Linked DNA regions of Homo sapiens: region 2 is linked to region 1. A link is an interaction called in ENCODE POLR2A ChIA-PET data of the cell type or tissue named here. Cell type or tissue: MCF 10A. All regions are shown on one strand. Each heading gives the region's core, and the rest is flanking DNA. Links, peaks and the distances in the headings are about the cores only.

Evidence for each region. ChIA-PET counts read pairs that join two places held together with the same protein. Peaks named below come from ENCODE experiments on the same cell type or tissue, not always from the same donor. Only the 100,000 strongest peaks of a DNase experiment are listed, where the experiment ranks them.
Region 2: POLR2A ChIA-PET joins it to region 1 with 15 read pairs; 2 of 35 experiments call an interaction of 5 or more read pairs at or near these places.

The regions. Positions count from the first base shown.
Region 1 is chr1:184,537,709-184,555,284 of GRCh38, forward strand. All of the region lies in intron 3 of C1orf21 (chromosome 1 open reading frame 21), which reads left to right. Among named protein-coding and RNA genes, the nearest start is that of C1orf21, 160 kb to the left of the region's middle. In MCF 10A, for the core only: no CTCF peak of the experiment used is centred there; a DNase peak (open chromatin) is centred at 8,063.
Region 2 is chr1:184,603,910-184,616,471 of GRCh38, forward strand. All of the region lies in intron 5 of C1orf21 (chromosome 1 open reading frame 21), which reads left to right. LOC107985236 (a long non-coding RNA gene) reads right to left here. Exons shown (of 4, transcript XR_001738328.3): 3 at 7,050-7,192; 4 at 3,550-5,112. Among named protein-coding and RNA genes, the nearest start is that of EDEM3, 140 kb to the right of the region's middle. In MCF 10A, for the core only: no CTCF peak of the experiment used is centred there; a DNase peak (open chromatin) is centred at 8,462.

The DNA.
Region 1 (17,576 bases), core at 4,780-12,779:
GGTGTGATCTTGGCTCACCGCAACCTCCGCCTCCCGGGTTCAAGCTACTCTCCTGCCTCAGCCTCCCGAGTAGCTAGGATTACAGGCATGCGCTACCATGCCGGCTAATTTTGTATTATTAGTAGAGACGGGGTTTCTTCATGTTGGTCAGGCTGGTCTCGAACTCCTGACCTCAGGTGATCCGCCCACCTCGGCCTCCCAAAATGCTGGGATTGCAGGAGTGAGCTACCGCACCTAGACCCTAATTTCAATTCTCTTGGGCACATACCCAGAAGTGGAATTGCTGGACCATATGGAAGTTTGATTTTTAATGTTTTGAGGAGCTGCCAGAACTGTTTTCCACAGTCGCTGTAACTTTTCGCATTCCCACCAACAGTGTACAAGAATTCTAGTTACTCTGCATCCTCACCAACACGATATTTTCTGGGTTTTCATGAGAGTAGTCATCCTACTGAGTGTGAGGTGGTAATTCATTGTAGTTTCAAATTATATCTCCCTGATGATTTAGTGAGGTTGAACATCTTTTCATGTGCTTATTAGCCATTTGTATATCTTCTTTGGAGAAATGTCTATTCAAGTCCTTTTCCAATCTTTCAATTTAGTTGTTTGCTTCTTTTCTTGTTAAGTTTTAGGAATTCTATATATATTTTGATATTAATCCCTTAATAGATATGCGATTTCAAATATTCTTTCTCATTCCGTAGGTTGCCTTTTTATTCTATCACTCATATCTTTTGATGAACAAAACTTTTCATTTTCATGAAATCCAATTTTTTTTCTTTTGTTGCCTGTGACTTTGGTGTCATTGCCAATAAATCACTGTCAAATGCAATGTCATGAAGCTTTTGCCTTATGCTTTCTAATAACAGCTTTATAGTTTTAGTCCTATGTTTCGATCTTTGATCCATTTTGAGGTCATTTTGTACATAGTATTAAGTAAGAGTAATGTCATTCTTTTGCATATTGGTGTCCAGTTTTTCCAGCACCATTTGTTGGAAAGACTCTCTTTTCTCCATTGAATGGTCTTGGCAACCTTGTCAAAAATCATTTGACCATATATACAAAAGTGTATTTCTGAGTTCTCCATTCTATTTCATTTTATATGTCTACCTTTATGTCAGTACCACACTGTTTTGATTATTGTAATTTTGTAATTAAGTCATTTATTCTAACAGACTTTTTTATTGTGTGTGGAATCCTTAGCGTTTTCCAAACATAAGATTATATTACTTGCAAAAAGAAATGTTTACTTTTTTCTTTACAGTTTGAATACCTTTGATTTCTTTTTCTTGCCTAATTGCTCTGGCTAGAACTTCCAGTTCCATGTTGAATTGAAGTGATGAAAATGGGCATCCTTCCCTTGTTCTTGATATTAGAGGGGAAGATTTTAATCTTTCACCATTGAGTATGATGTTCACTGGGGTTTTTCACATGTGGCTTTTATTGTGTTGAGGTGATTTCCTTCTACTACTAGTTTGTTGAGTGTTTATCATGAAAGGGTGTTGAGTTTTGTCAAATGCTCTTTCACCATCAATTAAGATGGTTATGTTTTTTTCCCTTTATTCTGTAAATGTGGTATATTACATTGATTGATTTTTATATGTTGAACCATCTTGGCATTCTAGGAATAAATCCCACTTGGTCATGGTGTATAATCTTTTTACTATGCTGAATTCAGTTTGCTTGTATTTTGTTGAGGATTTTTGCATCAATGTTCATAAGAAATATTGATCTATAATTTTCTTTTCTGTAGTGTCTTTGTCTGGCTTCCGTATCAGGATAATGCTGATCTTGTATAAATAAGTTAGTAAATGTTTCCTCTTCTTCAGTTATTTAGAAAAGTTTGAGAAGGATTGGTATTTGTTCTTTAAATGTTTGGTAGAACTCACCAGTGAAGCAATCAGGCCCAGGACTTTTCACAGCTGCATGTTTTAACCTTTAAATTAAAGTGAAAAAATCCTGCAAAGTTTCTTTATATGGTATGGTAGTCACTTGACATGGTCACTAGTATTCCAAATCTCCTCCCTCTGGGTCCATGGGCACTTCTTTGCCCATTGTGACCACGTGACTTGTTTTTCCAGATGAAATGTGAGTGGAGGGGATATGTGTCACCTTTAAGGGGAAGTCTTAAGACCCAATGCAGAATTCTACAATCTCCATTCTGCCTACCATGGTGACCTGCAAAGTTCCAGATTTCTGATCTCTTTCAATCTGCATTCCTGAATAAGGACATGACACGGAGCAGTGACCCTGCTGACCTGTGATGAACATGTACCCACGAGTGAGAAATAAACCCTTGTTGTTTTAAGCCATTCTGTTTTGGGGATGTTTGTTACTACAACATAACCAAACTAAAATACCTCACCTATGGATAATGAGTGGTAACATGTCAGGTACTACTTAGTTTTTGAAAGTGAAGTCATTAAATAAAGATCCATTATTGTTAATAATTGTTAATAAATGCCAGAGAAATCCAGTGCATAATGCATGTATCTTTTACCCAAATACTAAAAACTAGTGCTCAAATTATTAGTTCAATTTAGTTGTTATTGTTCTTTCATGGTAGTTAGTAGTAATATTTTAAGTAAATGTATATTCACAAATTGCATCTTAACATAATTTTTAAGTTATAAGATGTACCAAGATTTTAAAAGAGATTGACAGACTTATGATACATCTTTGATTCTGGCAGCATTGGTGGCTATAGGAGTTTTTTTTGTTTGTTTGTTTTGTTTTTTTTTTTGAGACTGGGTCTCGCTCCTTCCTCCAGGCTGGAGTGCAGTGGCACGATCTCAACTGCAACCTCCACCTCCTGGGTTCAAGCAATTCTCCCACCTCAGCTTTCCGAGTACCTGGGACTACAGGTGCATGACACCATGCCCGGCTAAGGTTTTGTATTTTTAGTAGGGACAGGGTTTCGCCATGTTGGTCAGGCTGGTCTTGAACTCCTGACCTCAGGTGATCTGCCCACCTTGGTCTCCCAAAGTGCTGGGATTACAGGCGTGAGCCACCGTGCCCAGCCAGGAATTTCTAATCTAGTTTTAGAAAAAGTTTATGAAGCTAAAAAGTTATTTTTGTAGTTCTGATGCCATGCAATTTGGTGACTTTTTGATCTGTACCTGTAAATGGTATTGCCACAAATAGCGTAAATGCCATCATACCAGTTTTTTCTCCAAATGTTTATTATTTTTTAACCATTTAAAAGAATTATTTCATTTATTTGAAAGCCAGTTCCAAAAACAAATGATAATAGCTAACAATTGTTGTATGCTTCCTGTTTGCCATGTGGATCTAAGTGGTCCATATGAATTATCTTAAAAATCTTCATAACAATCATCATTTACCTGAGGAAACTGAGATATAGAGAAACCAATAAATGTACTAAACCCCACATAGTTGGGGGTGGGTATGAAGGAATTGGGATTTAAAGACATGTTGTCTGTGACATCTGGCCTCTTGGAGAAGGGTGGGATCCCAGAACCACTTATGTCTGTTGTTGATTTTGTCCAAGTGTGAAGGTAGCAGTACAGATGAAATATAAATTATACTTTTTTCACACACAGCCAGTGTGTTATTTTCCCCCTCAGGACCCCTAGGTTTTATTTTTTGCTTGTTTATTTAAGCAAATATCTTTAAAATAATGACTTTGAGCACCATCCTCAATGATCATACTTTCTTGTCATCATTAGAAGAACCAGCCTTGACCTCGCCATCTACCACATGCCTCCACCCCAGCACACAGAATTATGACCTCACCTCTTCTTTAGGTCTCCAGCTAAGGCTGTTTATAAGTGGCCTGTCTGGATGTCTTCAGGTGACAGATATGGATATATATCTTGTGCTCAGACCCTGGCAGAAATGACAGGGAGAAAATATGTGATTCTTAAATATTTACGAAGAGATCTCATCATGGTCCTCTGAGGATGTTAAGAACCCAAAGAATCTTAATTGTTTACAGTGCTCTCCCATTAAAACTTTAAAAGCAGTGGCCTGGGTTTCTTCTTTCAGAGTGGACCTGGCACTCCAGAGGGAAAGCTCATTTGCTTGATTGGCTTTTTGGGAAAGGTGTGCCAACGAATGTGTTTTCATTTAATAATCTGGAAACCAGGGGGATCACGGACTGGCGTGCAGAGTTGCTCAGCTAGAAGCGTCTGAACTTGAGTGGGAAGGTGACAGGATTCAGTGTGGCTTCGGGCCGGTGTGGTTTGTGAGCTTAGCCAGCTATCCTATGACAGTTTTACAAGTATAGAACTCTTGAATATGCTGAAGTTGAATATTCTGGGAAAGGAAGGGCGAAGGTGATTGAACTGTGCTCTTGTTTTTGCTTTCAGGCAAATTCCTCTTCTATACCGGGTGCAGTCATCTTTAGCTTGTCAGTTATTGTCACAACTTGTTGGGAAGATCATCAGCTTAGCCACATAGAGTTGCCTAAATATTTGAGCAGAAACCCCAGCCCTTCTGCAGGGTCTCACGTGAACATCCTACCAGATGTGGGGATATCAAGGTAAAAGACAGGGCAATTCATATAATAATACCAACAGCATACACTATGTGCCAGGCACAGTTCTAAGCACTTTACATGTCTTAGGAAAAGGTTTTTCGTATCCTTATTTTAGAGATGAGGAAAACTTAAACACTTAGGTAACTTGCCTGGGGTCACACAACCAGTAAAGAATGGAGCTAGATTCAAACCCAAGCAGGCTGGCTGCAGTAGCCAGAATGACCCAATCGTAGTTCACAGTAGTATTCACTCAAGGGATTCAGTAGGATCCATAATGATTCATAGGACAGAATGCATATCTCAACAAAACATATGTTTGTTTTGTGTTGTCTGAAGGTTGTAGATGAAGTACCTGGCAAGCATGTCAGAATTCTGAGCTGCCACTGGATGAGAAACTTCCATGTCAGAGAATCCTTTCTCCTTCCTACATGGAGAGGTGGTGAGTTAGTGAGTACAATAAGAGATAGTGCTTATACGTAGATGAGTTATTAGAAAATCTTTATGGAGCACACGCTATGTGTGGAGCATGTGCCAGTAACAAGACAAGGATGATTGTCTTTGTGTCTCTGAGAATCCAGCAGACCTCTAGGGAGAAGAAGGAGAGTTCACTTCAATGAGCCCAGAGTCCCTCACTCTCCTGGCTTTTTGGAGACTGCCTGCCTTCCATAGCCACATTATCCTAAGGGAGGAAAGAAAGAGTTAACATTCCATGGCCTTATCCAAAGCCTTCTTTGACTGTTATTGGGAAACAGTGCTTTGGGGGATGATACTGCTTAGTGCAAATAAAATGTCCTCTGGCCTGAACCTTAGAGAACCCTGAGCATGGCATCCACCTTGCTGTGGGAACCAACACTTTAATTTCCTTTCCTCTGGCTCAACGCCTGTAATCCTGGCACTTTGGGATGCTGTGGCAGGAGGATCAGTTGAACCCAGGAATTCCAGCCTTGGCAATATAGCAAGACACCTTCTTCACAAAAAAATTAAAAAATTAGCTGGGCTAGGTGGTGGTGTGTGCCTGTGGTCCCACCTACTCTGGAGGCTGAGGTGGGAGGATCACTTGAGCCCAGGAGGTCAAGGCTGCAGTGAGCCATGATCACCCAGCCTGGGCAACAGAGCAAGACTCAATCTCTTACAAGAAGAAAAAAAAAATCTTTCTCTGACCATTGTAGCCTGGGAAAGTAACAGTAATAATTAAATTATATTGTCACTTATTCGTCATGTACCAGTGAGAAATCAGCTAGTTAGTTTAATAACCATACAAAGCCTTCTGAATTGTTTATTTATGTGATTAAAGACCATTTGAAATCATCTAAAACTATTTGTCTTGGTTTTTGGCCCTTGGTATCTGGGAACTTCTTTCTAGAATTTCTCTGATGTGATATGTCCACTGTATCTTTATAAGAGGTAGGTTTATTTTTATAAAAATGTTATCACTTCTGGCAGTAGAAACAGGTATATTTGATAATTTAATGAGATGTCATCAAGAATAGTGTTTATTTTAAAAAATACTAAATATACATTTGTCTTCATTATTATGGAACTTGGGGTTGCTGGTGGTAGGAGACTTACAATGATTTCAGATGCTTTTCTCTAGCAAGGAGTATTATTTTTGCTTCTCTCAAATATCACTGAGTTCCAGTCTTCTTTATAGCTTTTCATAAAAGATCATTTTTTTTCAGAACCATTTATTCTCACCAGGAACTAAATCCAGATAAAGACATAGTTGAGTTCATATTTGATTTGAGACTATAGTGATGTTTCATTTAAGTAGCTTTGGAAAACACAGACATTTGGTTGCCATTTGATTCTGGTTACTTACTCTAGTTTGTTATCGAACTTCTGGTTCAGCAACATTAAAGGGAATTAACACTTGAATTTACATCTCTTCTGATTTGAAGCTCATGGCTTGAGGTTCAAGGGCACGCCTCTTATTAAAATCATTTAATGTTCTATACATTTCCGAGAAAGTAATCAAAATCAGACACTCTCACTCCTAGACTCAACTTCAGTGGTTATTTCTTTTATAAAATTAATTGCTTAATGGGAATTTTAAATGAAAGGCAGTGGTTTAGAAGTTGAGGCAGGGTGGCTCAGAGTCTCTTATTGTGTAATGAATCACTTGAACCCTACCATGCACCTTTTCCTGTGCATTGCTGATGAAGCCTGGTATGTGCCCCAAAGAACTTTTGAAATTAAAAAAACACAGGTCAAAGCAATCAGATGCCATTTTTCACCCATTTAGTTTAGCAAACATTGTTGAGTTTAATAATTTCTGATGCTGGTGAGGATTTGGGGAAATCAGAGCCCTTGCTGTGTTAGTGGCTCCTCATTGGTAGATAATTTATCAATATCTTTCAAAATGTTTAATGCATATACCATTGATCTACGTAGTCTACTGCTACGACTTCACCATACGTGATGTATTAGTTACCCAGTACTACATTACACATTACCACAAAATTTAACAGCTTAAAACAACAAATATTTATTATCTCATACAGTTTCTGAGTTCAGGAATTGGGAGCACTTTAGCTGGGCATTTGTGGTTCAGGGTCTCTCATGAAGTTGCTGCCAAACTGTGGGCAGCAGCTGCATTCATCTCAAAGCTCAAGTGGGGCAGGGGAATTCACTTCCCAAGCACACTCATGTTTGCTGTTGGGAGGCCTCAGTTCCTCACCACCTGGACCTTCCGTGGGTGGCCTGAGTGCCTTTATGATATACATGCTGGCTTCTTTCAAAGCATATAAACCAAGAGAGACAGAGGGAGCCAGTCAGAGAGCACCCAAGGGGGAAGCTGCAATCATTTATAACCAAATCTTGGAAGTGGCCTACCATTATTTCTGCTGTAGATTATTGATCACATAGACCAACCCTGGTACAGGTACAGTGTGGGAAGGGATTACACAAGGGTGTGAATCTTAGAAGCTGGGGTCCTTGCAGGCCATCTTGGAGTCTTCCTACCCCATGAGGCTACTCTAAAAACACAAAAGCCTGAGCTGTGTCACCAAGCTAAATGACCCTCTTTATGCTAAAGAATGATCCATCATACTGTGGAATGTGTCGCACCTGTTAAAAAGAATAAAAAATCTGTATGTGCAGATATGAAAAGATCTTTAAGTTATACTATTAAGTAAAGAAAGAATCTGTAATAGTGCTATATGGCTTGATATATTTTAGATAAATTTAAAATATATACATGTAATCTGGTGTAGCATATATTTTTTTTTCTAGAATGAAAAAGTGTTTTGCATTTTTCCCTCCCTCCCTTTCCATAGGGAGAAATTTTTAGAAATTTAGAATTGAGGCACCTAAGTCTGTACCGATGCTCGTGTTCCCTGCCTGTCTTCAGGGAACTATACAGATCTTTATTTTCCAAGTCTCAGGGCTGTTCGGGCCATAACTACTCCTATGCTCGCCTCAGATCTTCACTTGAAGCTGGTTTTCCTGTTGTGCAGTGCACTAAGTGACACACAGAGGCTTTCTGCCTCAGTGTCTTCAGCCAACTGAGCAAGAATTCTTGTTGCAACAAGTTTTGCAAGTTCCAGGGTTCTTGGTCTGCCTGGAATCTCATGAATCATTAGATTTTTGTCTCACTTAGGTTCCCTCCCAGCTTGCTATCCTATTTAAAACGCCCTTTATTCCCAAGCAGGCTCTTGAGGCACTACCAGCCTGACTCTGATTTCTTCTAGAAGCAGCATGTTTCTTCCTAGCCCTAGGGTGAAATGCTTCAGTGGAAATTCTCCTTCGATTATGAAGTTGCAAAGTCTGTCCTTCGGTCTGCCAACTTTTCCTTCTTACTATCTGTCAAATCCTGATTTATTCAGTAAGTATAAGTAAATCTGCTAGACACCTCCATCTTGCCCTAAGTCTGGTTATTTCTTTCATTACAGCATATCTATGGCTTTCTTCTTAATTAATTCACTTCATAAACATGGATTTAGCAGGCTGGGCACAGTGGCTCACACCTGTAATCCTAGCACTTTGAGAGGCCAAGGTGGGCATATCACTTGAGGCCAGGAGTTCAAGATGAGCCTGGCCAACATGGTGAAACCCTGTCTCTACTAAAAATATAAAAATTAACTGGGCATGGTGGTGCACACCTGTAGTCCCAGCTACTTGGGAGGCTGAGATGGGAGGATTGCTTGAACCCAGGAGGCAGAGGCTGCAGTGAGCCGAGATTGCACTGCTGCACTCCAGCCTGGGTGAAGGAGCAAGACTCCATCTCAAAACCAAACAAAAAAATGCATTTAGCATCTATTCTGTGCCAGACCCTGTGTTAGGGACTGGGGATAATTGTGAGCAAAAAGCCATGGTTACTGCCCTAATGGATCTTACCATCTAATGGGAAACTCTGATACCACTTAATTATACATAGATATCAATGACTACAGACCACAGACTCTGTTAAGTCTATGAATGAAAAAGCCAATTGCATGTGTAAAGCAGGGAGATTTATAGGGTCAATGATATGATATGCATGCCTTTGTGCACATAAGAAAAAGCCATCCGCTCTCAGAGGACAAAACAAAAGGCAACCTCCAGGTATATGAAAACCTGTAGGCACATGGTTTGGCAAGCCAGTGGAGTCTTTTCCAGTTCACATAAAGGACTGGAAAAAGTGTCCAGCTGGACAAAGCCCAGCACTAAGGTGCATGGCTTGGCCAGTAGGGCAGCCTCGCCATCCCCATACTTGACTCTACACCCTGATTTAGAGCACAGTTGACCCAATCTAATGCACAGGCCTTGGAAATCTGGCTGATCTGGAGGATCAGGGAAGGCCTGAGATGAAACCTGAAGAATGAACAGCAGTAACTAAAAAATGGGAGAAGGGTGATGGGCAAGACCATCAAGAGCCTTTCAGGCAGATAAAACTGCAGTTAAAAGTCACCAAAGTAGGAGAGAGCCTGGGATATTCCAGGAACTGAGTCTAGAGAAGGAGAATGAGGGCAAGAGTAGGTTGATACAAAGCCGGAGCAGCCAGAAGAGGCCAGACCATGCAGGGCAGGACCTCTGAGGACAAGTTAGTAGGGCTGGATTGAGCATGGTCTTGAATGCCTAGCTAGGGAATTTGAACTAGAGTATTGTTCTTTTATTTATATCAGGGTCTGAATTATTCTGTTTCCTTTTTTGCTTTGAAGTTTAATCATTCTTTGCTTATTTAAATTTGTGTTTATGATCCTACTTCCTTGCCATTTAAAGATACATCCAGACTTTTTTTTTTTTTTTTTTTTGGTCTCTTTGCAAAAATGGCATGCATGCTCAAGGCAAGTCTTTGGATTTGCTGCTGGGAACATGGTTTCTGAAAACCACAGGGAGGAAATCTAGGAAATCACAGGGAAGCTCTGTTTCCTTCCCCACGAAGCAGTGTACACGTGTGCACGCACATGCACATGAACACAGGAATGTTCTCTCTCACATACAAAGTTGAGAGAGTAAAGCCAAATGTGTTTTCTCTTTTATTTTGGCAGCATTTTAGATATTTAAATTTTTAGCTATCTTAAGTTAATCTAAAAATTTGAATAGATGAAATGAGCATATCCCATCCTTTATGAAGAGAATAATCAAAATACTGGAGTATGCTCCTCTCTAGAAAAAAGGTGTAGGGAATATCAGACAAGAATCTCAGTAACAGTTGTTTGACATTCATTACAATCTGAAATGTTGACCCAGGGCATCAGAAATGTGCTGCTCCAAGGCAGACAAGTTATACCATTGGAAATGGATACCTGCTATGGCCACGGTGGCACTGGCTGCTGTCCCATCAGTACCCACTTGACCATCTCCTGCTCCTCCTGACCATAGCAGAGGCTGCTGCAGACTAGCTGAGGCTTTTACTCTGTGCTGGGCCTCACAACCTGGTCTGTTTCCCAAAGACCTTGTTATACCTTCTGGTACCCTAGGCTGTGTGATCTTAGAAAATGATAATCAGGTGATACAAGATACTGGTTAGGCAGGTAAATGAAGGTGCCTCTAGGAAGTATAGTAATCCATATCTCAAATCCCCAACACACACACACACACACACACACACACACACACACACACACTCACACACTCACTCACACTGTAGTTAGGGAGCATGGGCTGGTTAAATTGGCCCTGAAAGAGGAAGTGAACCATCTGGCAGTGGTGCCTGACCCACCTCAGTGTTTCAGTGGGAACTTGCATTTATTCATTCATTTTATACCCATTGCAGACTCTTTTTTTTTTTTTTTTTTTTGTTGAGACGGAGTCTCCCTCTGTCGCCCAGGCTGGAGTGCAGCGGCGCGATCTCCACTCACTACAAGCTCCGCCTCCCGGGTTCACGCCATTCTCCCCATTGCAGACTCCTTAGAGAAGTCTACCTGGACTCTACACTAAGCACTTAGCCAGAATGGGCAGTTCCCAAGAGGTCTGTAGACAGAATTCAGGGAGTCTGTGAACTTCCATGAGAAAAAAAAATTACATCTTTATTTTCACTAACCTTTAATGGAAATTTTAGACTTTTGATTTGGACAAATTTGCAGGGTACTTTCCTTTGGAGAAGGAACTAAAGTATTCAGCAAATGACACCCTAATTGTGAATGTAGGCAACAAGCCAGTAGTAATAGCAGTACCTGTGACTTTTCAACAGTAAAAGTCACGGTTGTTTTCATACCACGTTAAAGTTGTTGAAATATTAATGCTCATGACTCCTTTAAAATTACCATAGTTATCAGACCCACTAGTATATCTTCTTATTTAATACATTAATAAAGAACATATATTACTCTATCACAATTTTTTCCTAAAAATATTTTGATAATTATTATTTCTTTATAATTTTTGTCCTTTCTAGTGCTATGTATTTGTTTTAGGAATTTAAAAATACTATTCTGAGAAGAGGTATATAGGTTTTACCAGACTGTCAGAGGAGTACATGGCACAAAAAAGCTAAAGAACTCCTGGGGTGGTGGGCTCAAGTCCTGCTCAGTCTCCTAGCCGTGGAACTTTAGAATAGCAACATCTGAGACTCAGTTTTGTCATCTGCAAAATGGTTTAAGATGAGTGATGATTTTGGTGAAGTGGGTGAGAATCTCAGTCAAGGGATGACTTCTTCTTCCTCTGGTTACATTAAAAAGTGTGACGCCTTCTTTAAAGTACTTTGCTTTTAAATTAATGAAGTAGAATCATTAAGAAATCACCCGAAATCTTCAAATCTGTTTATTTGCATTTGTCTTCTCAGTCAACAGCAGTGTTGTAAAATATACTAAATTTATATTTAAATATATGTATTAAATATATAAAGTTACATACACTAACATTTTTACCTTTTTAGTTGTTGCATTTTAAAATATTTTGTAGTCTCTAGTTTTCTGGTAAGGAGATAACATTGTATTCCTTACTCATACTTTTCCCTATGATATAACATCTTTTGAGTTTTTTTTTTCTTTTTGTTTGATTGTTTTTGTGATGTGTAAAAATTCAGGAGTGGAGCAGCAGGGAAGGAAGGGACTGCCAACCAGGCAGTTCTGGAACATTCCAGGTGTTTTTTCTCTAGTCTATCACTTTTCCTTTTAATGAAAAATTCATCACTACAGTCCCAATATGAGTAATCTTCCTATTTATTTTTATGTATACAAATAATATACATAAATACTAGATTTAGATAATGTATAAATGTTTTTATATTTCACTGAAAATATCCAATCATACACAGACTGTCTGGCATACAATGGTTTGATTTATGATTTTTCAACTTTACAGTGGTGTGGAATCATTCTGTTTTTCACATTCAGCACAATATTCAATAAATTACCTGAGATATCAGCACTTAATTTTAAAATAGGCTTTGCGTTACCTGATTTGGCCCAACTGTAGGCTGTTGTCAGTGTTCTCAGCATGTTTAAGGTAAGCTGGTTTAAGTCATGATGTGACAAAATGTAGTAGTTGGTTGGGGTTGTTATAGATATTTTTCCTTAAAGTCCCAGTGACTATTGAATCTTGTTTTGTAAAAACAAATAGTATAAGTGTTTAAGAATAAAAAAGATTTAATATCAAGGAACGCATGTAGTGCTAGATGAGATTGTAAAGGTTGTTATTGTCTATTTTTGAAAACCTTTTAGGAAAGTAAATTAATTTGTTTTAATTTCATGGACTGCTCAGTTTTCTTCACCCAATACAAGAAAAAAAGAGGCAAATTATAATACTATTTAGAACACATTTGCTAAATTTCTCTTTGCTGCCTTCTTAATTTTATCTGGCAGGGCTGCAAGACAGGAGTTACAGCAGTAGACCTGGCTGTCGTGAAGTGATTTCATCTCTTCAAGTTGTGGAGATTTTATGTTTTGTTTGTTTCTTTGTTTGTTTGTTTGTTTGTTTTTTGAGACAGGATCTCATTCTGTCACCCAGGCTGGAGTGCAGTGGTGCAATCCTGGCTCACTGCAGCCTTGACCTCCTGGGCTCAAACGATCCTCCAACCTCAGCCTCCTGAGTAGCTGGGACTTCAGGTGCATGCCACCTAGCCTGGCTAATTTTTCCATATTTTTTGTGGAGATGGGGCTTCACTGTGTTTCCCAGGCTGGTCTCAAACTCCTGGGCTCAAGTGATCCTTCAGCCTCAGCCTCCCAAAATGCTGGGATTACAGGCATGAGTTGCCGCACCAGGCTGTCTTCTGGTTTTGTAAAGATGGATTTCCTGGACTTGGTTAAGCCATAACTGGCTGTCTAGAGGTTGAGATAGTTCAGTCAGTGACATGATGAAATAAAAAAGAATTTTTTGATAACAAAATGGTTTTAGAGAGGATAGCTAGGAAACATTTTAAAAGAGCAACGAAGAGAAACTTGCTATTTCAAATGTAAAATATATAGTAAAGCTAAAAACAGTTTAGTGCCAGCATAGGAATCACATAGAACAGAATAAATAGCCCTTGAAATGCACAGACAGACAGCATACAGACATATATGATCCCTGGAATACAGCAATCCCATGGAGAAGAGGTAGATTATTCAGCAAACTACACCAAAATAAACTCCAGGCGAATTATTTAGAGAACTATGTGTGTATTTTTTTTAAATCATGTTTTTAAAAAATCCAGGAGAAAAAAATGACTACCTAACTAATAATGGGATGGGGAAGTATTTTTAAATATAAAAGCAGTGGAAGAAACCACAAGGGAAAGAATTCTTTGTCATGTTTTAGTGAAGATAAATTTGAGTGTGAGGAACAAAACCAACTCAAATTACCACAAGTAAATGGAGAGTTTACTGTAAAGTGATCTTGGATTAACCTCAGGGCAGGGACTGTCATTGGGCTGGACCTTCTCAAGGCTGAGATAGAGAAGCAAGGCTAGATTCTGGAAGGACCAGGATCTGGGCACTGAATCTGAGGATCTTCCCTCACTGGGCTCATCATTAATATAGTTTTGTTACATCAGCTGTGTCTGCATCTTTCTGGTTAGCTGCCCCTCCCCGTGCCAATCTACCGTGTTTGGCAAGAGGGTGGATCCATCGCCTCATCTGGGCAGAAATGAATTGGACAGAAAGGGGCTTTGGGGGTCCAGGGTGCAGTGGCTCATGCCTATAATCCCAGCACTTTTGGAGGCTGAGGTGGGAGCATCACTCGAGGCTAGGAGTTTGAGACCAGCCTGGACAATGTGGTAAGACCACATCTCTACAAAAAATAAAATTAGCCGGGTGTGGTGGCATGTGCCTGTAGACCTGGCTATGGCTACACCACTGTAATTGAGCCTGGGTGACAGAAAGAGACCCTGTCTTAAAAAAAAAAAAAAAGGAACCTTGAGGTGATAGAATTAACGTTTTTTTAAAACAAAAAGAAAACAAGAGGGCTTTGGGCAGGCTATGGATGATTCATTTGCATACACAAATTTGAAACTTTTTACATGAAATAGTACAGTAAACATTTAAAAGATAAATACTGCCCAGGAATACTGTTGCAATACCATAGTAACTGCAACAAATATTACAGGAAAAAAAATTAATACTTTTAACATAGAAAGTGTTTTTGTCAGACAAGAAGGATATCCCTAACACAGATTTTTAAATGGGCAAAGGATAGGAATAGATAATTTGCAGAACAAAGAAAATAGCCTGTATGGAAGGAAGGTAGAAGAATAACCTTATAGTATATAGTTTAAAAATGCAGATTTAAGAAAACAATCAGATACTTTTTTTCCTAAGAAATTGGCAACTTTTTTGTAAACTTTTTTGTGTGTTTTTAAAATCACACTGTCATTTCTGACAAAAGTAGAGGAGTCAGGCACTCATATTCATATACTGCTGCTGAGAGTGTAAATAGCCACAACCTTTCTGGATGAAGATATTGCAAGCCCAAAAGATGGTCATGTTCAAATTAATAATTATTTTCCTAGGAAGAGGGAAATCAAAGAGATGTACAAAGATGGTTACTACAGCTTTATTTGTCATGGTGAAAAAAAGGGAATAACCAAATTTCCCAGTATTACCCGGATGAGTAATTAATGGCTTATCCATATAATGAGATAGTATAAACCACCAAAAAAGCATTTGCTCAAAGAATGATTACATAATTCCAATTTTGTAGATAAACAGCAGAGAGAGAAAAAAATGACATAGGAAACATTCCAAATTTTAATGGCACTCAATTGGTAGGATAACAGATGATTTATTTTCTACAATGAAATATTGCTTTGGTTATAAGAAAAACAACAGCAACAACATATTTGGTATTTATACCAAGCAAAATGTACATTTTTGTCATTTGGCCTAGAGAAGAGACATGTCTGCTCAACAATGAAGTTATTTCCATGAATTCTGGCATATTGGTTAAGAAGGACTCAGAGAATCCATCTAAAGCTCTTGGTCTACTCCTGGTGGTCATAATAGGTGCTCAATAAATGTCTGCTGTGCATGTCTACAGGGCCCTCAAGTCTAATGAGGATGGTTTTTCAATTCTTAATACAATCTGGGTACGACTTGTCACAGACACGAGGATGAGGGATGGTGTATTTTTTTTGATTTTAGAATAGGAAAAAAACCATTTAGTTCTAACACTGTTTATTCGTAAGTCCAAGGGGGGGAGAAACTAATTCCATTTTTTTCTTGAGAATATCTGCTGGATTTCCATTAATAATCCTAGGCAAAGAAGTTATTTCATAGGTTGTCTTTAAATGATTTTTAAACTAATTTAGAACTCACACATAAGTTTCATTCTATTTTTCTTTTTAACCTACAAAAGTGAGTGCCTGCTTACTGTTTTTCCTGGTTCTGTGCCGTAAACACTGAATGGACTATCTTACCTTGTCTTTACAATCTGATGGTTAAGGTTCTTATTCCCGTTTTACAGAAATAGGCTTAGAAGTCAAGTTAATGAGTGAATGGTTGGCTCTTTGGGCACCGTTTGTTGGAGTTCAGGTTTTCAGGCTCCTTCTGGGCTATAGACTTTTTTCCAGGCTACCTTGTAGCAATTTGTGAGTCAGCATCATGTTCTGCTGAGACCCAAAGATCCAGGAGCAGCTTAGAGCTGTAGCTAGATTACCAATGGACTCATCACAAAGCATAACTTGACTCTCAACCCTGGTCCCTTTCCCCTCTACCAGAAGGTCTACCCCAATGGCAGAGTAGAAGAGAAAAGATCTTCCAGGACATCAGAGATGGCATGCCACACAGGAGGAGAGGAACAAGGTCATTGTTGTTATTTGTTCAGAAAGAAAAGATGGTAAAACTCAGTTACATCTTGCTCAACTGATTTTCTCGGCTTGAAAGAGAAGTAACAGACACTAGGCTTAAGGGAGTTAAGAATAAATCAAAACGTGAACCATTCCAGCAGTTTCTGCATTAATGGGATCCTTCTGACAATGCCACAATGGAGAATTATGGCACAGAGCCAGTTCAGTCATAAACCTTATTCCTATACTTCCTTTCTTGCTTGTAATTTTATGCAGCAGGTTGAGAAGGCTACTTTATTCTGAGACAGACTGTATACCAATAATTTTGATAACCTGTAATGAGTTCTGTGATGTCTTTTTCTTCTTGTATCTTTTCCTTCCTACCTTGATACCAGTAATTTGTAAGGGATCTATATAGTTTGAATGTATTTGAGTGACTTCAATAATACTTCAGTTCTACTTTTTGATATAACCCAAGGAAGCACCAGTAGGTCTCAGGCATTCCCCTGTGTTTTAGAATCCTCAAATCAGTGAGATGAAACCCAATGTCAAGAATTTGAAGCAGAGTAAGGTATGGAGAAAGAAGGTAAAGAAACTATTGGGTGGTTTGGCTAGAGCATAGTAATTAATTGGATATTTTGGTTTCCAAAAATTTGAATTACAATAAAAGGAAATTTTGCTGTGTTATTTCAGTTTTCAGTAGCAAATAAATGTTTGTATAGCCAAACAATAAAATTGACGTAGTTTAGTGCCTTTAAAAAAATAAGTGATGGTTTTAACCCCATCTCTTAACTGGCTTATAGTGCCTCATTCATTCATTCAGTGAATAAAACAAACACCAATTCAAGGAAATCTGTATAACAAATGTTTGTAAACTTTATGACCTATCCTTTGTTTTCTAATTTACAGAATAAAATCTAAGTAAATAAAAATTAGGGACAGTCTCTTAAAAATTTCTTACAACTTATTGGTATATGATAGGGTTCTTTTAATTTGATGGTTGGAAGATTCTTGAAAATAGAAGTAAAAATTTAAGCTTTCTATTGTTTATAGTTCAAAAGTGCATGCACATGTGTGTAACAAGAATATACACATTTCTCTGATTCCAGAGACAGCCCTTTATCCAGCTGGCTAGAGTAGCCTCTATCAGCCCCCAGTCTCTATTATTCTGTTGTAATTTCCTCCTCATACTTCTCACCACCTGACTTGATACTAGTTAGTTTTTGCTCATTTCCCATTTCCCTTTGCCTTCACTGGAGTGGCAGCTCTGTCAGGGCATAAGTTTTTGCCATTTTTCCTGCTCAGCACCTAGAACAATATCTAGCCTATAACTAGCCCTCATTTTCATTTGTATGGAATGAATGAATAAACAAATAAATCAGTTTTCTGCCTCTTATCAGCTGCGTGGAACCAGACATCTCCCCTCCATTTTGAGGTCCCTAAGTTATTCCT
Region 2 (12,562 bases), core at 4,563-12,562, 66 kb after region 1:
ATGGCCTCAGAACTAACGTGGTTGGTGAAAAAGGTCATGGTAAATCTGCATTCGTAAATTTTTTTCAAGAATTGTCTACTGACAGTACATCAGATTAGTCTGATCCATGTTATGAGTCGGTGTGTCAGAGATCAGAAGACGTTTGCTTTTCATCCAGTGAAGAGAGTGACTTGCACATAGTTGTGAACTATGATGTTGGGTTCTACGTGTAAACGATTTCTGTAGTCTATTAAACCTCAGAGTTGTTACAGAACCAAATATAATTGTTTGGCAGATGTGGTGGATATGATGATGGGTTTTATTTTTTTAACTGTGTGTGTAAAGACCTGCTTAGTGCCCACCAATGATAAGAAAACCTGGGACTGTCACGTCAAAACCTAAACAATGTAACATGACCTGCCCCACGTGTGCAGAGAAAGTCATGGTGTGTTCCTCCCACCCAGCAGGTTGTCACTTTCAGTAGCAACCAAAGCCTTCAGCACTGGCAGAGAGATACTCTTGCTGGCATATGTAGTTTAGCAGTGGGCAGGGCTGCCATCGTCATTCCATGAAACAATTTCTTGCTCCATGGTAAACATATTTTAACCAAGTTGCTTTGCTCATAACCAAGTCTGTTTTTGTCTCCTCTCCCTTCATCACCTTGCCTTGCCATCTCTCTCCTCTGAGTGTACCTTTCCTCATTCTTCAGCCAAATTAGAGCTATAATTACAACAGGCAAGGATGTGACTCAGTCTGTTTTGGTTTTATCTCTACTGCATAGTTTTATGCAAATGACTTCTTAATTGTCATGATGATGACACTGGTGTAGGAACCACTGGTGAAGTGTGTGCATACTCTGGGCTTTAGGATCCTGCATGCCCATCCAGCTAACAGTAGTAGATGAGTCTGTCAAGGAAAATGAGTCAGGCAACAAGCTGAAAAGAAATGCAACACACTTTCTTTTTTCTGGAGGGCTTGATTTTCAGAAAATTCTTGAGGATCTATCAGCCTGGCTCTTTAGGGAGCAAGAAGAAAAGGAGAGTTCAGTTTCTAATGCAACATAGTCATGAGTCCAAATAAAAACCACGCCATTTCTGTGCATCAGGTGTGGCCAACAACACTCTGAACTCAATAGCAGTGTGAGGCACAATCAGTGAATGGTATCATTTTGCCATGGATGCAAGTATTTGGACAAGGAAAGAAACCCAAGGTACAACTGAGAGTAACAGGAATGTTGGTGTGTCTCATTCCCTTGACTAGTTCTCATTCAGCTTCTCCTTGCCCTCTCTTCAGCTATCCTTTTCTCTTCCTTCCCATTACCTTTCCATTCATTAGGTTTGGCAGTCATGGATGTTGCTTCAGCCCTGCAGAGAACACGCAGGGAGAGAAGGGTCCCACTCTTGGTAACTACTGCATTGTTATTTACGAACATCTAAAAGGACTCACTTTAGACTGACAGCTCCCTAAGGATAAGAATTGGGTCTCATTTGTCTTTGTTTCCTCAGAACCTAGCACAGGGCTTGGGACAAAACAGATGCTTAAGAAACTTGTTGAATGAGTGAATGGTGCAGATAAGAACACTGGGCTTCAAATGGAGACAGAAGCATACAAAGGCAGGAAATGTTACCTGGAAGACTCCTAGAGTAGACATCTCTACTTGGAGCAGCGTAGCAGGTATAGAGCAAGCACAGTGCCAGATAATTGGATTGATAGAGGCCAAGGGAAGGAGGCAGCATGGTGCAAGAGAAAGAGCCCATGCTTCAAACCTGGGCCAAAGCCAAGGATTGGCTCTGGCAGCAGCTGTGTGACCCCAGGTTAAGTTAAACTCTCTGATTCTCAGTTTTCTCACCAATAAAATTTGAGAAATAATACTAACTGGTCTGGGATATTGAAGAAAATACACAGAGTCTCCAGTAGTGTTTGCTGTGTTGTATGTGCTCTGTAATTGGTAGCCTTCATTTTGGTTGAAGTCGCCTGTGTTTGTACCATCAAGGCCATTTATACAGGAAGGATTTGGGATGGGCTTGTTGGGGGTGGTGCTAAACCGAACCTGAAAATGCAGAACTTAGAAACTTGGATCCTGCGTGAGCAAGTGCCTTCCTACGGTACAAATATCTCCTTGTAGAAAGAGTAGTAGAATCGCACAGTTTCCAGTGTATTCATCCACCTCCCTCCTATGTGGTGTAATAAACATGTTCAGGAGTTAGATTCTTGTGAACACTTACAGAGCCATTAAATAACCTGTGCTAACTTTCGAGCTGTGATTACAGAATGAGTCAGTGAGTCAGTGGCATGGATACAGCTACAGCTGAATCCCTATATATTTTTTTCTGTTTGGAAGTTTTACTCTTAATTGTTGTGTCTCATTTGAAAGGCTTTTATAAGCCTTTTAAAAGATATTCATTGGCCAGGTGTAGTGGCCCATGCCTGTAATCCCAACACTTTGAGAGGCTGAGGTGGGAAGATCACTTGAGGCCAGGAGTTTGAGACCAGCCTGGGCAACATTGCAAGACCCTGTCTCTACAAAAAATAAAAATAAAAATTAGCCAGGTATGGTGGCATTCACCTGTAGTCCCAGTTACTTGAGAGGCTGAGGCAGGAGGATCACTTGAGCCCAGGAGTTTGAGGTGGCAGTGAGCTGTGATTGTGCCACTGCACTCCAGCCTGGGTGACAGAGCAAGACTTTGTCTCTTAAAAAACAAAAAAGTATTACTATCAGCCTAAATATGCTTGTAACAACAACAAAAAAAATTTAGGAAAGGGGCTCCAAACAAAATCATAGAAATTGTAAGACTGACTTCTTTGATCCATTTAATAAGCTTGACATGAACATGTTCTCTGGACCTAGAAATGAGCCAGGGCCATGAGAGGCACATAATGAGGAATGATAAAATAGGATTCTTGTCTTTAGGGAGCCTCAAATCTGGAAGAATAGCATTTTGCATTGGAAGGAACTTTAGAGAATGTCTTATCCAATTTACCCTCAACTTTTCATCTCCCACTAAACAGCACCCTCCATAGCAAAGAATGAGACATTCCCGTTTATATCAGCTGGGAAGGAATTATGAGGCACATTATGTTCTGAACATTGCTTGAAAAATTTATTCTGAAGTATTATGTTATTTCTGGTGCACTTTATTCCTCTCTTTCACAATTCTATCAAGTGCAGGCACATTCTGCTCTGTTCCTAGAGAAAGCATTCTTGGAGCAGACACTTCTAGACTCCCCTCACTTCAATTCCATTTTTCTAAGTTGATTCAAAAAGGAGTACCAAAAAATTGTAAGCTCATATTTACAAAATTGATTGTTGGAGGCTTGCTTAGAGATGCATAATCATACCCTGCCTCTCTTCTGGGCTTCTTACAAATTGAAAACAGGCACAGGGAGCCGGATGAGTATCATGGTCAGTATCTACCTTATTAATGGGCCGGATGATTCCCAGGTGTGGATCTAGAGTGAGTTTGGAATATATTTATAACACTTAAAACATCAAATGATTTGTAGGCATAATATATAAAGAAGTAATATTAGTGCAAACCGGTAAAAACCATCAATTAAACTACAATAAAGTTCACTGCAGCATTCTTTATTCAACAGCCAAAAAACTGGAAGAAAACTAAGTATCCACCCATGGAGAAATGAATAATTAAAATCCTCCATATTCATACAGTGCAATATTATGCAGCAGTTAAGAGACATAAACCAAGCATATAGATATATATATACACATGTGTATATACACATACATATATATGTGTGTGTATATATACATATATATGTGTGTATATATATACATATATGTGTGTGTATATATATACACATATATGTGTGTGTATATATATACATATATATGTGTGTGTATATATATACATATATAGAGAGAAAGAGTCACAATTATAGATTTCAAATACAATTATTAAGTGAAGAGAGGATTATGCAGAATGATAAAAATTGTATGATACCATGTACATTAAAAACACACAAATACATTGTTTATAGATGGACATTCAACAAATATTTATTAAGCACCATCAGTTTTTACATGGCATATTTACAAATGGCATGTGTTTTTATCTGTTATATATTTAAATATTCATATACACATAAAAGTGTAGTATATTTGTTATATCGATATAAGATGAATATCAAAGTATCTAAAATGATACCAAACATACAAACCGACCAAACCCATGAACATTGCTGTGCCCGGGGATGGGGAATGAGAAATGGGTGGTAGTTTCATTTCTTAGAAGGAGGGCAGAGGCTAGCAGGAGATGGTACAAAATATTACTAGTTCTTATGTCTAGTGGTGGGAATATAGTGTCTTTACATTCTTCATACTTTTCTGTATCTTTTAAATTTCTCAAAATCAAAAGAAGTCTATGAAAACAGGAATGTGTTTTTTGACAAAGTGTCAAATAGAAAAAACAAAGATTACACAGTGGTCACTGGCTTTGCTACACCTTCCCCTGGGTCCCAACATGTGGATTTGGGTGGAAGAAAACCTTCAGGAAGTGCTAACATATGGGCTATGGGCCGTGGGCCCTGCTCTAGGTCACCTGAAACACTGCTGATTTAGATTTCACTTGAAATCACTGCTGTTTCCAAGGGCTCTGATAGTCATGGCCACAGATGCAGTTGAATTGCCTGACCTCTATTAATTGCTGTTCTTATTGGCCAATTAGCCAAATGTGTGACAACCCTTAATTTAACCTGTGTTTCATAATTCAGTAAGCCGGATAGTACCCACGGATCAGTAGTTCTGATGGCCCCAGCCTGTCACGTGTCCTCTGGGGATCCTTTGATTGTTATCCTCCCAAAGTGCTCATTCCCAGAAAATGGATTAATCAGGCCAGTGAAAGCCTCAGGCTCCATAATAAAGTCCCATGGGCCTACTTATCTTCCTCTTCTGGGGTGCATGCAGGTTGGCCACCTTAGCCATGCCCTAGAAGAGGAAGGAAGCCAAACAGAAGTGTTCTTCCCAACCCTGGGTCCCAGATGCCCACTCCTTACTGCGCTCTGGGCCTCTCTCCTTCCTGTCTGGCTAGTCCATTGTTCTCTGCCTTCTAGAAAGAGGGCCCTCCCATCAATAGCTGAAGTCTTCTTCCTGGCCAAATGCATGTGCTTCCTATTCTGAAAGCAAAGAGAAAGGAAGGGAAGGTGAGCCCTGTGGTCCCTCAAACAGTGTCACCCCCCTTTGTGGAGAGGAAAGAAAGGAACCAACTTAAAGTATGTCCCTCACCTCTCCCTCTCCAGAGGCCCAGCCCATGGAACAGTGAAGGGGCAAACCCAACCTCTTCTTTCTCCACATGTGACTGGATGAGTCAGTCACCATCCAGAGGGTCTCAGCAGGTGTGAGGCAAGGGACTAATGGGGACCTACCAAGTTCTCTAATCCAGCAAGAAAACTGATCCTCATCTAACTCTTTCTGTATTTCCTGGTTAAAAACTGTAATGAAAGGAGATGTGTGATTAGTCTCCCCAAACCTCCATCCAAGTTCAACATAAATTCTAGGGTGTATGTGGAACAGAGAGCTCTTTCAGAGCAAAGAGCTCTAAAGAGTTTGTCTGGAAGGCACATCAAGAGGCAAATGAATTAAAATGCCAGATTTGCTAAAGCCATTGTCCAAAAGGAAGTGAATCCTGGGGGAGGTGTGTGAGGCTCCAGTCTACCAAGTGGGTTTTCCCAGGTTTCCTGGCTTGAGGGCAAGGTGGTAGCATTTGCATCTTAACTGTTACACTTGAGAAGACACTAAGACATCCCTTTTAATTAAGTCCAACAAATAGCATGGAAATCTTCCACAAAAAAATTCCACAAAAAATTATGATATGTCTGATTAGAAGAAATCAGTCACAACAGGGAAGAATTTTACAAGATAACGTTAAGTGAAAAAAAGCAAACTAAAACACTGTGTCTATAATAGGATTAAAATGGTATAAAAATGTCATGCATATGGACAAAGATTGAAATGAAATTTGAAGACTGATTGGGAAGAGATGCTGTTGGAGATGAATTTTTCCATTTAATTTTGATTTTCAATGTTTTCATGTTTGTAAAATAAGAACAGTTTTTGCAGAAGAGCTCTGGAGAGATGTCTCTCAAGGTGGAAATTATCCCTGCTGTTTGAGCTCTAAAGAGGGCAAAACCCTTGAACAGTGTTAGCCTCTGATGCTACTGGTGGTTAATTCTGTTCTCTGGGGCAGGGCAGGCAAACTATGGCCCATAGGCCACATCCAGCCTGCGAGACAAAAATGGTTTTTACACATTTAAATGGTTGGGAGAAAATGAAAGAAGACTATTTTGTGACATGTGAAAAACAGCATGAAATTCAAATTTCAGTGTCCATAAATAAAGTTTTATTGGAACTCAGCCATACTCATTCATTTACTTTTATCTATGGCCGCTTTCAAGCTTACAATGGCAGAGTTGAAGCGCAGTGAGACCATATGGAATGGAAGGCCTAAAATATTTACTGTGGCCCTTCCCAGAGGAAGTTTGCCAAGGCCTGCTCTCGGACATCAGTTCAGTATGGCCAAGAGAACGTGGTCGTCTGCATTATCTCTCCATGTCTTTATCCTCACTCCTGCTCACCTCCTTGTGGGGAAAGAACATCATTGAAGTCATCCAAGTGCCAGCCTCAGATAAAGCTTGAAAAGTACGTGGCTTAAAGCTTCTAGGCCAGGCGCGGTGGCTCACGCCTGTAATCCCAGCACTTTGGGAGGCCGAGGCAGGCGGATCACGAGGTCAAGAGATCGAGACCATCCTGGCTAACACGATGAAATCCTGTCTCTACTAAAAATACAAAAAAATTTAGATGGGCATGGTGGCAGGCGCCTGTAGTCCCAGGTACTCGGGAGGCTGAGGCAGGAGAATGGCGTGAACCTGGGAGGCGGAGCTTGTAGTGAGCCGAGATCGCCCACTGCACTCCAGCCTGAGCAACAGAGCGAGACTCTGACTCAAAAAAAAAAAAAAAAAGGCTTCTAAAATATCCTCCTTACTGTTGGTGAAATGGGGATTCGGGTATAATAAACACTTCATGGGGGTTTCGAAGCTGTTTAGTTAATACTTACTCTCTCTTGGAAATGAAAAGCCCAATATCCGGGGATTGTTGTCACTGCTGTTATTATCACGGTGATCATTCCTATATATGGTCAAAGAAACAGTCAGAGGCTGTCACACTCCACTGCTCATTACAAACGAGACCTTTTTCCAGCTGAAACAATAACACGTGAGTCTAATTAGAATAAAGCTCATTAGAGACGGAGAAAGCCATTAATGCCTCGATTGATTTTTCTAATGAAGTAATCCAGGGGAGGAGACTTTAACAGCACAGCTAATTATTTTTTGCTTTTCTTCAGTATGTCTTTGGCATTTAAAACTGTTCTTATGACTTGTTGTTTGACTATAAACGAAAATGCTGCTGAAAAGTGCTCTGTGATTAAAGAGGCTCTGACACATCCAGCCCTGAGAAAGGGATGGAAGGCACCTGCTTCCTACAGGAGGAGGGCCCTGCAGCCCTGCAGGCGGTGGTTTAAGCCCAGCAGCCCCTGGGGATAGCCTTCCTTTCACTTTTCCAGCCTCCTCTTCCTGTGTATTCTGGATTCTAGCTAGTCGTGCACAGATGCTCAAGCTGCAGAACGTGGTTATCTGCTCCTGCAGTCCTGGTTCAAGGACAGAGCTGAAACATACAGATTCTTATGGAAACTTGGATCTGAGGTTGCCTCTGGATGGTAAAACATGGAGGAAGGGGTTAGGGGATAAAGGGTGTTAGGTGGACAGAGGAGGGAGATGCCTATTAAATTTATGCACCAGAATGCAGGTGGGGCAATTGTGCTTCATTAATCAGGATGCTGTTTGCCACTCAGAAAGCAGTTAAGTCCCACAGTACAGGATAAAGGCTGTCAAGGAAGGATAACAATAAGTCAAGAAACTGAGACTCAGGATATAATAGACTTGGGAGACTCAGAACAGAGAGGATGGGAGGAGGATGTGGAGTAAAAAACTGCATATTGGTACAATATACACTGCTTGGGTGATGGGTGCACTAAAATCTCAGAATTCACCACTGTGTCATTTATCATGTAACCAAAAACCACTTGTACCCCAAAAGCTACTGAAATAAAAAAATTTATAATTTTTTAAAAGCCTTACTGAATGAGGAAATTATTCAACAAAAGGCATTATCTCAGTGACTGTGTTATTAGAAATATAGTTTAGTGATAATGCACAGTCCAGCAACTAACAGAGATTCCCAGTGTCATCCAGACAGGTAAAGGAGCGGAGGAAAAATTCTTCAGGTGATCCTTCAGCTAGTCACCAAGCCAACAAGAGCCTGCTTTATCACAAGCATAACAGCTTACACTTCCAGACAGAAAGAAGCCTCATTAAAATGAACTTCTGTCATGAGCCTTTATTACAAAACTTCATGTTTGCTTTGTACAAACCCAAGAGTCTTGACCGGACTTGTTTGCTGACTCCATTGCCCTACCCATGAGGTTCTTTAACTCAGAACTTTATGATGAAAGCAAAAGACAGAGTTTAAGATGCCTGGCTGAGGCCGGGTGTGGTGACTCACACCTGTAATCCCAGCACTTTGGGAGGCCAAAGCAGGTGGATCAGCTGAGGTCAGGAGTTTGAGACTAGCCTGGCCAACATGATGAAACCTTGTCTCTGCTAAAAATACAAAAATTAGCCAGGCGTGGTGGTGCATGCTACTCGGGAGGCGAAGGTTGCAGTGAGCCAAGATTGTGCCACTGCACTCCAGCCTGGGCAACAGAGCCAGGCTCCATCTCAAAAAACAAAAAAAAGCCCACTGAACATTATGGAAAGAGAACTGGACCTGATTCCACATGTGATTTATGTGGGTATTAGTAGTCCCCTTTATCCACTGTTTCAGTTACCCAGAGTCAACAAGAAGAAGGGTGAGTATAGTACACTAAGATATTTTGAGAGAGAGAGAACACATTCACATAACTTTTATTATAGTATATTATTAGAATTGTTCTATTATTAGTTGTTACTGTTGTTACTCTCTTGCTGTGCCTAATTCTTTTTCCTTTTCCTTCCTTTTTTTTTCTTTTGAGACAGAGTTTCACTCTGTCACCCAGTCTGGTGTGCAGTGGCACGATCTTGACTCACTGCAACCTCCACCTCCTGAGTTCAAGTGATCTGCAGTCTCAGCCTCCCGAGTAGCTGGGATTACAGGCGCACGCCACCACGCCCAGCTAATTTTTGTATTTTTAGTAGAGATGGGGTTTCACCATGTTGGTCAGGCTGGTCTCGAACTCTTGACCTCAAGTGATCCACCCACCTCGGCCTCCCAAAGTGCTGGGCTTACAGGTGTGAGCCTAATTTATATAGTTAGGTACGTATGTGTAGGAAAAATATAGTATATGTAGAGTTCAGTACTCTCTGAGGTTTCAGGCATCCACTGGTGATTTTGGAACAAATCCCCCATGGATAAGCAGAGACAACTGTACTTAAATAAATACAAATAATGAATAATGGACAGTGGGATTCTAGTATCAACTTTGGTTGCCTCTCTTTGCAGTCCTGTTGCCCCTCTCCTAAGTTCCAAGCTATTCATGTAACAGGGCCTATGCCCTATTCTGTGTGCATAGTTTTGCTCAAAACTTATTATCAGTTGTGTTGTTTAAAAAGGCTGCATCTTCCATTATGATGTGCAAAACGTTGATGGTTTTCTTCCCTTACTAAAGTACCAGGACACTTTCTGTGTAATACCATTTAACAGCCTCCACCCTGCTACCCCCACACCCCAGCACTGCTTCCCTCCAAAGCCAGAGTGTTCACAACCCTTGGATATGGGCCACACGAGGACTCCATTAGGTACCCAAAATACAAAGATGGACAAGAAACATGTTTTCCCCCTCAGTAAGGGAGGCAAACATTTTGCCTAAAATTCTATACAACATGATGGTGCGATGGAAGGACCACTGAGAAGGGAAGAGACTGTTTCTCCCTAGGGCAACTACAGGGAAATCCCAGCTACTTGGGAGGCTGAGGAAGGAAAATTGCTTGAACCTGGGAGGTGGAGGTTGCAGTGAGCTGAGATCATGCCACTGCACTCCAGCCTGGGTGGCAGAGCAAGACTCTCTCTGAAGAAATAAAAATAAAGAGATGGGAGCAGGAGAAGCCAGCCAGGACAGAGTGAGAAGCACCGAGGCCCTTTGGTACTTGGCTTCTTTGAGGATCTGAATGTGAACTGACTGATTGAGATGTGGGCCCCATTTCTCACCTAGACAGTTTTATTTTCTGTTGGACCAGTTGGTCTCATTTTTCAGTATCATTGTAAGAGCTATAATTTATTAAGCACCTACCATGTGCCTAGCTTTGCTAAACACTTTCATGTATATGCTTAATTCCCACAACTCTGCAAGTTAGGTTTTATTGTCCCCATTTTACAGATGGAGAAACAGATTCAACACTTCCTCTCAGTCACTTTCATCTAGTCTACTCCAGTGGGAGAATACTCAGTTCACACTGATTGTTACATGTCTGAGGGATGTGTGTATTGGGCTGAATGCATACATGTCTATAGAAACATACTAAAAACATATATGATGAATCATACCTGACACTGAATGGCAAGGCCTAGACCAGCAGTCCCCAACCTTTCTGGCACCAGGGACTGGTTTTGTGGAAGACAATTTTTCCATGGATGGGGAGTTGGGTGGGGCGGGGTGGGGGTGGTTTCAGGATGATTCAAGCACATTACATTTATTGTGCACTTAATTTCTGTTATTACATATTCACCATAATGTAGAATCAGTGGGAGCCTTGAGCTTGTTTTCCTGCAACAAGATGGTCCCATCTGGGGATGGTGGGAGACACTGACAGATCATCAGGCATTGGATTCTCATAAGGAGCACACAACCTAGATCCCTCACATGCACGGTTCACAGTAGTGTTCGTGCTCCTATGAGAATCTGATGCTGCCGCTGATCTGACAGGAGGCAGAGCTCAGCTTCACTCACTCGCCTGTCGCTCACTTCATGCTGTGTGGCCTAATTCCTAACAGGCCATGGACCAGTAGCGGTCCATGGCTTGGGGACTAGGGACCCCTGGCCTAGACTATTTGTCTATTTTAAACCTGTGGAGGAAAAGTACGTTAGGCACATTGGAGGAACAGTTTCTTAAAGTCACTCTTTGAGCTGTTGCTCTTTAAACTAGCAGGATTTAAAATTAGGATGATGTCCTTTCCTTAGTACTTCTAATTCTTATAGACACACTTCAACAAACAAAAACCCCTTACACTAGAACCTTAGAAATGTGTGTTCTGCACTGACATCAACTTACACTTCCAGGAGGATAATAATACAGATAACTGAAGAAGACGTGGAAGCCTCTACACAGAGTAGGGTGTGGTCGGAAAAATTTTGGTAGGCAAAGGTTCCTTGGGGTTTTTTGAGTCTGCACCCGAAGGCACTCATGGTTCTTTCAAACAAGCCTTCTTTGTCACCATCACTAGGAGTTTCTGTTCTCCCAGCTTTCGAGGGCCTCCTAGGGATCTTGCTCTCTGCAGCTTTCAGTGTGTCCTTTGCACAAGGGTGGGATTGTGACTAAGATCCTCCAGTTCTAATTGAGTAACGCATCCTGACAAAGACTTCCATTTGGGGTTCCTTTAAGGGGGAAGGGCATACTTCTGCGAAGAATTGCTGTGTATCTCCCAAACCCGGCTCCCACTTCCTGCTTTCTGACAGCTGAAGGTCTTCAGGTTCTCTTTTTGGCACAGTTCTTTAAAAATTAAATGAGACATGAAGTCATGCTACAGAAGCAGGCTCCCTGTCCTGCCCAGTAGGGCCAGTGTGCAGATGGGGTCCCCTGTGATGCTGAGATGGGGCCCCTCCAATGACAATTCTCTCAAATCCCCTTTATTTTTATTTACTTATTTATTTTTAAAATGGCATATAGTAATTGTACGTATTTATAGGGTACATGTGGTATTTTGATACATGCATACAGTGTGTAATGGTCAAATCAGGGTACTTAGTATATGTATCATACCCAAGAGTTATCATTTCTTTGTGTTGGAAACATTTCAAATCTTCTCACTACTTTGAAATATACAATATATTACTACTAACTCTAGTCACCCTACTGTGCTGTTGAACACTAGAATGTATTCCTTCTTAACCATCCCCTCTTCATCCTTGCCCCAAGCCTACTATCCTTTGCACAAGGTAATCGCCTCTGGTAATCACCATTCTCAGGTCTCCTTTCTTAGAACGGCACTGGATGGCCATATGGTTTATGGCCATATCTTACTTTCAATGTGTTTTGATTTCAAAGTTTGTTACCAAAGAAGTTGCTTCTCAGTGCTGCTGAAACAGGTGATAATAAAAATGAAGCTGAATTGAATTTGAATTTAGTTACCAAATCACTGCAGTTGTAACAAAGGCAAGGAGCAGCCCTGTGGGCTTGCGCTTCTCTGAGCTTCCCCCGCAAGCATTAGGGCTTCACTCTTTGCCTTGCAGGACTGATATAAATAGTACGTAAAATAATATCTGCAAAGCAGCTAATGCTGTTTTCTTGCTCCTTTGTTTAGTAATGATAATAATTTCAG